Regions from separate parts of the Homo sapiens genome. Here region 1 is linked to region 2. Evidence: read pairs that join two places in POLR2A ChIA-PET (ENCODE). Cell type or tissue: OCI-LY7. All regions are shown on one strand. Links, peaks and the distances in the headings refer to the core of each region. The heading gives the core; the rest is flanking DNA.

Region 1 (5,498 bases), core at 171-5,170, 340 kb before region 2:
TGCACAGGATGGTGAATATAATTAATAATAGAGTATGGTACATTTTCAAATGGCTAAGATAGTAAATTTCAAATGTTCTCACCACAAAAAAAATAATAAATATTTGAGATGGTGGATATGTTAACTAGCCTGATTTAATTATTCCATATTATATTAATAAGTTCCAACATCATTTTGTACCCCATAAATTCATACCATTATAAATTGTCAATTTACAAAAAAAAAATTTCATTGCAGTATTTACCCAAAGGAATATAAATTGTTTTACCATAAAGCCCCATGCACGCATATGTTCATCACAGCACTATTCACAATAGCAAAGACATGGAATCAACCTAAACTACCTTCAGCAGTAGACTGGATTTTTAAAAAATATGGTACATATACACCATGGAATACTACTCAGCCGCAAGAAAGAACGAGATCATGTTCTTTGCAACAACGTGGATGGAGCTGGAAGCTTTTATCCTAAGCAAACTAACATGGGAACAGAAAACCAAATACTGCATGCTCTCATTTATAAGTGGGAGTTAAACACTGAGTACACATGGACACAAAGGCAGGAACACCAGATATCAGGGCTTAGTTGAGGATGGAGGGTGGGAGAAGGGCGAGGATAGAAAAGCTACCTATCAGGAACTATGTGTATCACCTGGGCAATCAAATAATCTGGACACCAAACCCCCATGACACACAATTTACCTATATAACAAATCTGCCTGAACCTAAAATAAAGGTTTAACTTTTTTTTTTTTTTTTTTTTTTTGAGACAGAGTTTCGCTCTGTCACCAGGCTGGAGTGGAGTGGCATGATCTCGGCTCACTGCAACCTCCGCCTCCCGGGTTCAAGCGATTCTCCTGCCTCAGCCTCCCGAGCAGCTGGGACTGCAGGCACCCGCCACCACGCCCGGCTAATTTTTGTATTTTTAGTAGAGACAGGGTTTCATCACGTTGGCCAGGATGGTCTCTATCTCCTGACCTCATGATCCACCCACCTTGGCCTCCCAAATTGCTGGGACTACAGGCGTGAGCCACCACGCCAGGCCAGGAAAATGTTTTAAAAACCCGCAACTATGGGGACTGCTTGGGAGGAAGGTGAGAGGTGCAAAGGTATGAAAGAAGATGAGCATAACCAACAACGTGACAGTCTACGCTCACCTGAACACTGAGATACTTTGTGATTTATTTTCCAGCCTATGGACACAGAGACTGATAAGTAAAAGTCACTTAGAATAATAAACAGATCGGAATTCCAGAGTCAACAGGACAGAATGAGTTTACTCCAAAAGCCCTGACTAGAGCATTCTGTTCCACTAAATTCCCAGCAGAGTGATCCCTCCGAATCCATGCCTCATGCTATTTCCAGTATTGTCTGATGAGGAGACGGTACTTTTCTTTGTGACTGATTAAAAACAAAAACAAACAAATAAAATCTTTATTTCAAAATACGGGATAAGGAGGAAGCAGGGACTCTGGATTGACATATGAAGACTGTCTAAATATAGAAATTTACTTCTTCAAGCAGCAAACGAGTCTCCTGTTTCTTTCTGTTGGAAAGGTTGCTTGATGAGCTAGGTTTTGAATTACATGAAAAGACTTATACACAGAGAAAGCTTTGAGTCTAATGAGAAATGTCAAATGGAAAATGTAACTAAAAGCGTCTTACTCAAAAAATCCCTGCTGATGAAACCTGAAATCAATATTGATGAATTTGGCTTCCCCAATTTTTGCTGAGTGGAATGAACTGGGTTGGTAGGAGAGGTTATTTTAGCTGCATTTTCTCGGCATGCCAGTAGAGTTTTTTCCAGCATTCTTCCAGCCACACATGTGGCATACATTTATTATTTACAATACATACACAGAAAGCGCTTGATTGATGAGATAACCTCTTTTTCAGAAAGATCTTTTCCAAATGGGCCTTTATGCTATATGTGTTAAATGAAGCACCATAAAGTCAATAAGATACACTTTTTCACCCCTAGGTTTTATTCCTGATAAAAATATTACAAGGGTGATTTTTTGCAGACAGTATGTGATGTAAAATATGGTCACAGATAAATATACATTGTGCCTCTTTTTTTTTTGCTTTACATGTTCCCTAATATGTTATATACAGTGTGTATACAGACTTATGTAAATATGGGGGGGAGACAGAGAACGAGGGGGAGAGATTGAGATTGGGATTGTTTCTGGATAAAATGCACTCATATAAAGTAGATAATTATATTCATGGAGATTTTAATCCATACTTAGATATTTATATTGTACTATTATATTGAATGAGAACTATGAAAAATATTTGAAGTGGAATCTGTGGAGTTTTGTAAATGTTTTAAATTTAATTTTGAAACATTAGTATTGCACAACGTCAAATTTACATCATTTGGTTAGATATGGTTTTGAATCTGACCATGTCCAAATATAGTTCTGTTTTGCTTTAAGACTTTTTAAGATATATATATATATAATATATATAATATTACATATATATATAATATATATAATATTACATATATATTATATATATATATAGAGAGAGAGAGAGAGAGAGAGAGCTGGGAATTTTCACTTAAAAAAAAAACCTGTTTCCTTCTCAAATCATTACATTACAGTCTTCCTTCTAATAGTATTCTCCAGGAGTACATTTCATGGGCAGTTATATTTACAAAAATATAATATGCAGATACTTGTATACATGTGTGTATATGAATATATATTTATTCATTTGTGATATATACTCATTTATACATAAATATGTATAGGATATTATATATATGAACATGTTCTATATATAAACATCAGGGATTATATATAATTGGACATAATATTTAACATTCATAACTACTATCAGCCATTATTATAGATTACTTACATGTATTTATTTATGCTGCATAACTTTCATGAAATAGGCATTATTTTATTATTCTTATCTTACAAATGATAAAATAGAGGCACAGATAGGTTTTACAACTTGCCTTAGTTCTCCCTCTAGATAGCTGAGCCAGGATTAATACCCAGGGAACCACAGGCAGAGAGTGCATGCTCATCCACCTGCTGTAGAGCAAGGGTCAGCAAAGTTATTCTGTAAAGACCCAGCTAATACGCACTTTAGGCTTTGTGGGCAACCGATAATTTCTGCTGCATAGTTGTCATTTTTTTTTTTTTTTTTTTTTTTTTTTTACATTTTAAAATGTCACTTATGGACTATTACAAAAACAGGCCATGAAACAGATTTGGCCCATAGATGATTATTGCCAAAATATCTCACACAATAATTTTTAAATGTATACCTAATACATGTAGACAAGGTGGCATTATTTTGTTGACAGCATAGTTTCTTCCAAAGGCCCTCCAGCCACCTTTTCTTAGGATTAAACACTAGGGAACTGACTTCCCCATCCTTTAACTACCCACGTGGTTGGGCTCCTAACAGTCCAGTTCTTCTAATGTGACCCCGCCCATCCAGCCTCAGCTCATTGGTCCAGGGTGATCATGTGGCCAAACCTGGGTCAGAGAATTGGGAATTCTTATGTTGAAGGATATTTTCCACTGATACTGGTGGAGGTTCTTGTGTTGAATGAAACCGGAGGCTTCTCAATTGCCATGGTTTCCACCACAGAAACTGGAGAAACAGGGAAAGCCAGTCTGCAAAGAGACCAAATGCGGAGAGGGAAGCGCAGAGATGACAGATGGAGAAAGAAGCCTGACAGTGAGCCCTTCCTTCAGTTTATTCCTGACTCCCAGCTGCATGCTCATTTTTGGATTTCCTGAGAAAACTCATATTTCCTGGTAATACATTTCCTTTTACTCCCCAGCTATCTGGCATTAGTCTGTTGATTATAACCAAAACTAATACTTTTTACACATTCTTATCATATTTAATTAGCTAACATATTTTAGACATGGAAATTTGTTCTAAGGGAATTGGCTCAATAAGAGTTTAAGGAGGTGCATGCTTTAAGATTACTCAAGATGTTTTTAGTTCATGCAGCTCCATTTAAACATTTAAGATACCTCTTTAAAGTAAGGCACCAATGAAACTAAACACTTCAACAAAATGTTGTAGTTCACCAACAGCCTTCATCTTTCCCATCACTTCCCACAGCAGTGGCAGTCACTCAAAGACCAGAACTTGATGTACAGGGAAGTTCAACAAATGTTAAAATTCCTACCATGTTTTCAACACTTTTCTCACCTTAGGCTGACACCCATTACCTGGAGCAGTGCCTGGGCCAGAGTAGTAACCCAACACATATTGAGTTTTTTAAAAAGGTAAACTGAGGCACAATAAAATTTTTTTTTAAAAAGAGTTATTTGAGCAAATGACAATTCATTAATCACGCAGCTTCAAACCAGAAGTGGTTTGGGAGATCCACCAAGAGAACACAGTGGGAGGCTTTCACAGAGGTAAAGCAAAGAATGTATTTGATTGGTTATAGTTACATAGTTGTCCTGTTTGGTCTCTCCCACTGGAAAGTTCCTAGTGATATAATTATAAGTTAGTTGGCAGCTTCTGATTGGTTGAGCTTAAGTTTCTTTAATATAGGCACTTATGAGAAATAACTCGTTTTGTTTCTGTTTGCAAATCAAGCAAGGTTGAGCTTACTCTGGGCGTTCTTCAGGCCTGGTCTCTGTTTTAATTTACTTTAACAAGTTGAAAGAATCAATAAATGTGTATTTTAATACTTTTTAAATGTTTAACCACACTCAAAAGATGCCTGTTTATTTGAAAGATATTTTTAGTTTAGGTAACTAGTCATTAAAAAGTGATGTATTTAAACTTAAAATTTTGCAAAAAGAAAATAAAATCCTAGGTAGAAGTAAGGAAAAGGGGGAAATCAGGCTGAAGCGAATCTTTTTAAGATGCTATGCTTAAGTGAAAATGTAATGAATGAGGCAACCAATGAAAAGGGTTTTTTTTTTTATGTTTTTGGTGCTATTTAAAGTAAATTCAGTTGCAACAATGCATATAGAATTTTCAAATTCTTTGGAAACATTCATGTGTGGAGTTAATGGGAGCTATTTCTTCATCCTCTCTTCTCCTGGAAGCCATATAAAATCGTCACACTTTCAGGGCAAATGGCAAACATGTCTCTTTTTTTAAATGTGTTTTGAAGAAAAGCCAAGGAATTGGCCATCCTGGTGAGATCAGTTCCTGCTTTCGTGAGTTTAGCTCCACCAGCCAAATGAATTGACTTACACAGATGAAATGCTGTATGGCAAAGTGATTTCTTTCTTTAGACAATTCATAGGTGTGGAGATTTTCTAAGTGAATAATCACATGGACTTTTCGGAGTTTTGCCGTGTATCACCTTCCAAAGAGGCCATTATGAGTCCTATCGAGTCCTCTGCACTGAACCAATGAAATTGATGATAATTTGCCATCAAACATCAGTTGGATACCACACATTTACTATTACATATTCCTACGTGTATGCTTGCGGATTTTTTGTTTCAAGTACAAAACACCAGAAGATGTATTCTGCCATTTCCACAGCT
Region 2 (5,217 bases), core at 1-5,000:
TAATATGGGCGCTTTTCTAACTGCATCTGTAAATAATCAAGACCTCTCGAGTAGGATCTGTTTAGGAGACTACAAAATTGGGTATCATTGCACTGAGTACATAGTAGGCCCGCAACAAATATTTGTTGAAGGGTGGGAATTCCTGACGTAATCCCAACGTTACTTTTGTCCGAGTTTGTCAGAATGTTAAAAGTTAACCTGGATCAGAGAAGTGGGAACAAAGGCAGCTTAGGAACTACCGCGACCAGCCAGAAGCACTATTCTCAAACCTTCAGTGATGTTGTAAAGTTCCTCCCCGGTGACCAGGCACTGGGATTCCCATTTGTACGGGTGCTTCTTCCCAGAGCCTCTTGCGAAGCCCAATGAAGGAAGTAGAGAAACAGTCCTGCTTATTCCCATCGGCTTTTCGGTAGCTCTGGCGACTCAGAGGGTGACTTGGGAGCGGTGCGCGCTCCGACAAGCGACAGGGAGGTCATACAGACTTTTACTTCCTCTCCCTTGACACCACCTTGTAACGCCAGGTTCTTTTTGCACATTTTTTATACCCAGTCATCAAAGCACATTTCCTTCACCTGCACTGGAGCGTTTAAATTCTTGACAGCAACAGAAATATGTTCCTATCCCCGTTTTTCCAACGACGAAACTGAGGTTCAGAGAGGAGCCCTGGATCACCCAGTAGTCTCGGGAAGAGCAATGGACCTTGTCGACCTCTGTTCTGAAGTCCCAGAAATTTTGCAGAGCCCCTCACTCCCAGCAAGAAAGACTCGCCATGGGTTTGCTTTTTTAAATTTTATTCCCCTGCACCCCTTCTGATGTGAGTACCTGGGACTACTCCCAGCAGCCCTCCTGTAACAGGGCCCAGCACGTTTTTATCAAATCACTCTGTTTTTTCAGCGTCTTCCCCTGCTAGCTACATTTCAGCCTTTGCAAACAGGCTTCTGCCCCGCGACGTGTATGCAAACTACAAACCCCCACCACCGCTGGCCGTGTGTGCATGCGGTTGGCAGGCTGGGCTTTTATTTTATTTATTGCTTTTAAGGTTAGGGGTGGTGGTAAGGAGATGAAATCATTAGCCCTTCACCAGTTGTTTTAAATGTTAAGAAACAAAATCAAGAAAGTAGGTTTGCTAACTTTGGGAAACTAGATTGAGGGGAAGAGGGACTGGAGGAGAAACAGGAGGAGAAAGGGGTGTAAGCCTCTGTTCCCAAAACTGAAAGTAAACGAGCAGCCGAGCAGCTCTTGAACTAGTTCGAAATTTTAAAACTGCTGCATAAGGAGGAAACAAGCGGGATTTGGGTACAATAAACCACGCTGGCTGAGGCCAAATGGGAGATGGGACTGCAGGTCCCAGCGTAGGCAGAGAACAAGGCCCTCAGAATGTTCCGGCAGAGCCACCAGCCTTCCTCCTGTGTGTCCTCCATCCGTACTGACATAGGGAAAGCTGAGCCCCAGTGCTTCCTGGAGGACCTCAGCCCGTGGGTCCCAGCGGGGTGGGCTCGGAATTGTTTCCTCCCTAGCTCTCAACCCTCACCTCTAGCAAAAACGTGCACAACAGCCCCACTGCTCTCTCCAGACATCTTGCCCATCTCCACGTGCCCCACCCTCCCTACACACCCGTCTGCGGCACAGGGGAACCAGCAGCTGTAATCATAACTCAGTTGAATTACACTCAATCAATCCGCCCGGAATGCCTCCAGAGAATCGGGATCCCAGCAATTACTGGGAAGCGAGGTCGTGGGGCGGGGCAAGGGGGAGGAGAAAGAGGATCTTTATCCTGGGACTAACTTCAGGAAGTCCGAGAAGCTCCGATATTGAATGGGAAAATAAGTACATTTTGGGGAAGGGGAGGAGTAATTATAGATTTTACCGGATTGTGAAGGGAATCTACGGCTGCTCAAACAGTTTAGTAAATTAAATATTCAGAGGGAATAGGAGCCAGAGAGCCTGGGCTCGAGCTGTTTGTTCCACTGGCTGGGTGATCTTGGTCAGTTAGTTTTCTGCGGCTCAGTTGCCTCAGTTGCCTCATCTGCAAAGGGGAAAGAGTAGCCTTCCTTGGCCCCACTCCGCAATTATGAGGACAGCAGGTCTTCACAGGTTAGGAGTTCGGTACAGACGTTGATTTCCTCTGGAGGTAGCAGCACAGCCAGTCCGGGAGGGCCCGGCCAAAGCGTGCCTTGAAAACTTGATTGAAAGGCGAGGGCTCAAGGAATTCAGCTCCCCTCTTGAGGTCCCTCTCTTAAAAGGGGTCAGGCCGTGACTGAGGACCTGGTGAGGTGAGGAAACAGAAGTCCTTTGCCTTGTAAACCGACACCAAATTACAAAGTACCATTCGGAGTCCCTCTTGTAAATTACAAAGCAACTGGGCCGCTGTTGACTCAGCCCGTGGAGCTCGGCCGGCGGGGCTCGCCTCTTGGAACTGACCGGCCTGGGGCCCCCTTCCCCCTCTGCCTCCCTCTCCCTTTACCCCAAATCTCTCTCACCCTGTATCCCTTCCCTTTCTGGCGCTGCTCAGACCCACCCGGTGAGAATCTCTCTTTGGGCGAGTCACGTATGGGAACCTCAACAAGAAAAGAAGGAGGCCCAGCACTTTGGGAGGCCGAGGAGGGTGGATTGCTTAAGGCCAGGAGTTCGAGACCAACCTCGACAACAGGACGAAGCCCCGTCTCTACTAAAAATACAAAAAAAATAGCCGGGCGTGGTGGAATGCGCCTGTAGTCCCAGCTATTCAGGAGGCTGAGGTGGGAGGATCGCTTGAGCCTGAGAAGTCGAGGCCGCAGGTGCGCCGAGATCGCGGCACTACACTCTAGCCTTAGGCGACAGGAGTGAGACCCTGGAGACTGAGAGAGAGAGAGAGAGAAAACTCTTTGTTGTTGTTGTTTCCTGGATGAGGGTGGTTTTCTTGTTTTCTTCAAACACCCTGCCACAAATTTAAAAATAAAATAAATAAAGGAGGAAAGTGAGTTTCAAACTGGCTCCCTCTCACCCACCCAGTTCTTTTTACGAATCCCATCCCACCCAGTTCGCCCCGGAGCCACGCAGCCCAGGTGGCTTCCCCCTCGCGTAGCCACACGGGCTCGGATCCCATTCGAGGGTCCCGACTTCTGCAGCCCCGCCCTGCCCCTTCCCACTTCGCTCCCAGAGCTAATCGCGGGAGCGGATCCTGCCCCGAGCATTCCCCCCACACCCCCCAGCTCCGCCCGGACTCTGCGCGGACGGCCCGGCTTAGAGGCCCAGCCTGACAGAGGCGGGTTGGAGTGCGGATCCGCCCCTCCCTGGCCGGGACAGTGAGGAGGTCCCTTAACCCTCCTCTGCGCCTCGCTTTCCCCAACTGCAGAATGGAGGCCACCTAAGAGGAGGCGACGCGCGTGGACGCCCCGGCACGGTGACCCGCCCACACTGAGCATTCAGTGCTTGCGCGTAATTTGTATCATTTTTGTGGTTGTTTCAACTCCGTGAGCTAGCCTGCAGAGCGCCCGAGGCTGGGGGGCATCCGAAGCCCGATTTCCTCCCTATTCCACCCAACTCTCCAGCTTCGGAGGCCTGCAGAGGAGGCTGGGGGCCGGCGGGAATCCTCGCCTTCCACCTGCAGCCTAAGTCGCCTGTGGCTAAGTCAACCTGCCGCCAGCGCCCAGGGTGGCGACCGGCATTTGAAAACGTCTGAGCATCCCGAGAGAAGTGCTTTGCTGTGGCCGGCTTGGCTGTGGCTCCTCCAGAGCCGGCCTCGAAGGCACCTCCTTCTGCGGAAAGCCGCTCAGCGTTGCACCGTCTCACGACTTCCACCGGCTGCGGACGCGGCGAAATAAATAATCCCAGATGGGATTGCGGACATAGGATTTCCCAACTTACTTTGCGTAATCAAATACGCGACCCGTCGCAAGCCATGGGGGTGGGGAGTGGAGACTGCGGGAGACAATTCTCTCCGCCAGGCTGTTCGAATCCTCCCTTTCCGGCCGCGCGCGGTGGCTCACGCCTGTCATCCCAGCACTTCGGGAGGCCGAGGCGGGCGGATCACGAGGTCAGGAGATCGAGACCATCCTGGCTAACACGGTGAAGCCCCGTCTCTACTAAAAATACAAAAATTAGCCGGGCGTGGTGGCAGGTGCCTGTAGTCCCAGCTACTCGGGAGGCTGAGGCAGGAGAATGGCGTGAACCCGGGAGGCGGAGCTTGCAGGGAGCCGAGATGGCGCCACCGCCCTCCAGCCTGGGCGACAGAGCGAGACTCCGTCTCAAAAAAAAAACCAAAAAAAAAAAAAAAAAAAGAATCCTCCCTTTCCCTGCTCCGATTTACAAAGGAAAGGAAAAACTGAAGCTCGGAGAAGCTCATGGGAGTTGCTGGGAGACACACAGCTAAAACAGTGGCTGTGCGGGGTCAAAGAGCACCTCCAGCTCCCTGCCTCATACCGTCTTTTTAAATGTGCTCTTTGCAGCGGGATACGGAGTCAGACGCCGACTATGAAGTAATCGTCCCTTCCTAGCATATCTATCTGGAGGATCTGCCAGCCCGCCTGTCCCAACCCCCGGCAGCTTCCATCCTCCATGCTGGGAAACGTGGCTCAATTCCCTTGGGGGGCTGGTAGCAGCCAGGAGATGAGGCAACTGCAGACTTTCTTGACTTCTCAGTACCCATTCCAAATGGTCCTCAGGGGAGGCAGATACCGTGGGCTGTACTGGGGCCTGGGTTCCACCCCCGGGGCTGTGGCCTTGCTATGGAAGGCAGTCCTGGGAGGGCATGTGGCTGGTTGCCACATCAGGAGACACACAGCTCTTCACCCCCGAGAGCCTTCTTGCAGCCCCTAGGGGTCCTCACGACTAACTGGAACAGTAAACCCTTAACTCTGAGAACTTTCCACTCCCTATTCCCATTCTATTTTGGGGTTTTACATTTCAAGGGGGCAGGCTTTATCCACACTGAAATCACTCTCCATATTTTCCCAGCAGTCTAACAACCAGGTAGAGAGGAATCAAGGCGGGGCGGGGCGGGGGGGGGATTGCCAAGTGTTGGCAAGGCAGGTGCTGTGATGAAAAGTTAACTTCTTCCATGTGCATGAACCCCTCAGCAAATCTTTCCACCTTCCTGGGCCTGGGCTTCCTTGACTGTAAAGTGAAGGAGGGAAGTACATTGATTTCTAGGTTCTGCCTCAAACGTTAAAGACTGTAACAAATCTTAACTCCCATCTGATGGACTGCTTGCTCAGGTAGCAAGATCAAGGGTATGAA

The links. ChIA-PET counts read pairs that join two places held together with the same protein. Peaks named below come from ENCODE experiments on the same cell type or tissue, not always from the same donor. Only the 100,000 strongest peaks of a DNase experiment are listed, where the experiment ranks them.
Region 1: POLR2A ChIA-PET joins it to region 2 with 6 read pairs; 2 of 35 experiments call an interaction of 5 or more read pairs at or near these places.

The regions. Positions count from the first base shown.
Region 1 is chr9:1,384,597-1,390,094 of GRCh38, reverse strand. The region is part of intron 3 of LOC102723803 (a long non-coding RNA gene); the gene reads right to left. Among named protein-coding and RNA genes, the nearest start is that of DMRT2, 340 kb to the right of the region's middle. In OCI-LY7, for the core only: no CTCF peak of the experiment used is centred there; no DNase peak of the experiment used is centred there.
Region 2 is chr9:1,044,199-1,049,415 of GRCh38, reverse strand. It overlaps LINC-ADAIN (long intergenic non-coding adipose anti-inflammatory), which reads right to left and starts at 1,273. Exons shown (of 1, transcript NR_110643.1): 1 at 775-1,273. RefSeq lists a silencer at 1,269-1,456 and an enhancer at 1,860-2,725. In OCI-LY7, for the core only: no CTCF peak of the experiment used is centred there; no DNase peak of the experiment used is centred there; H3K4me3 peaks cover 678 bases.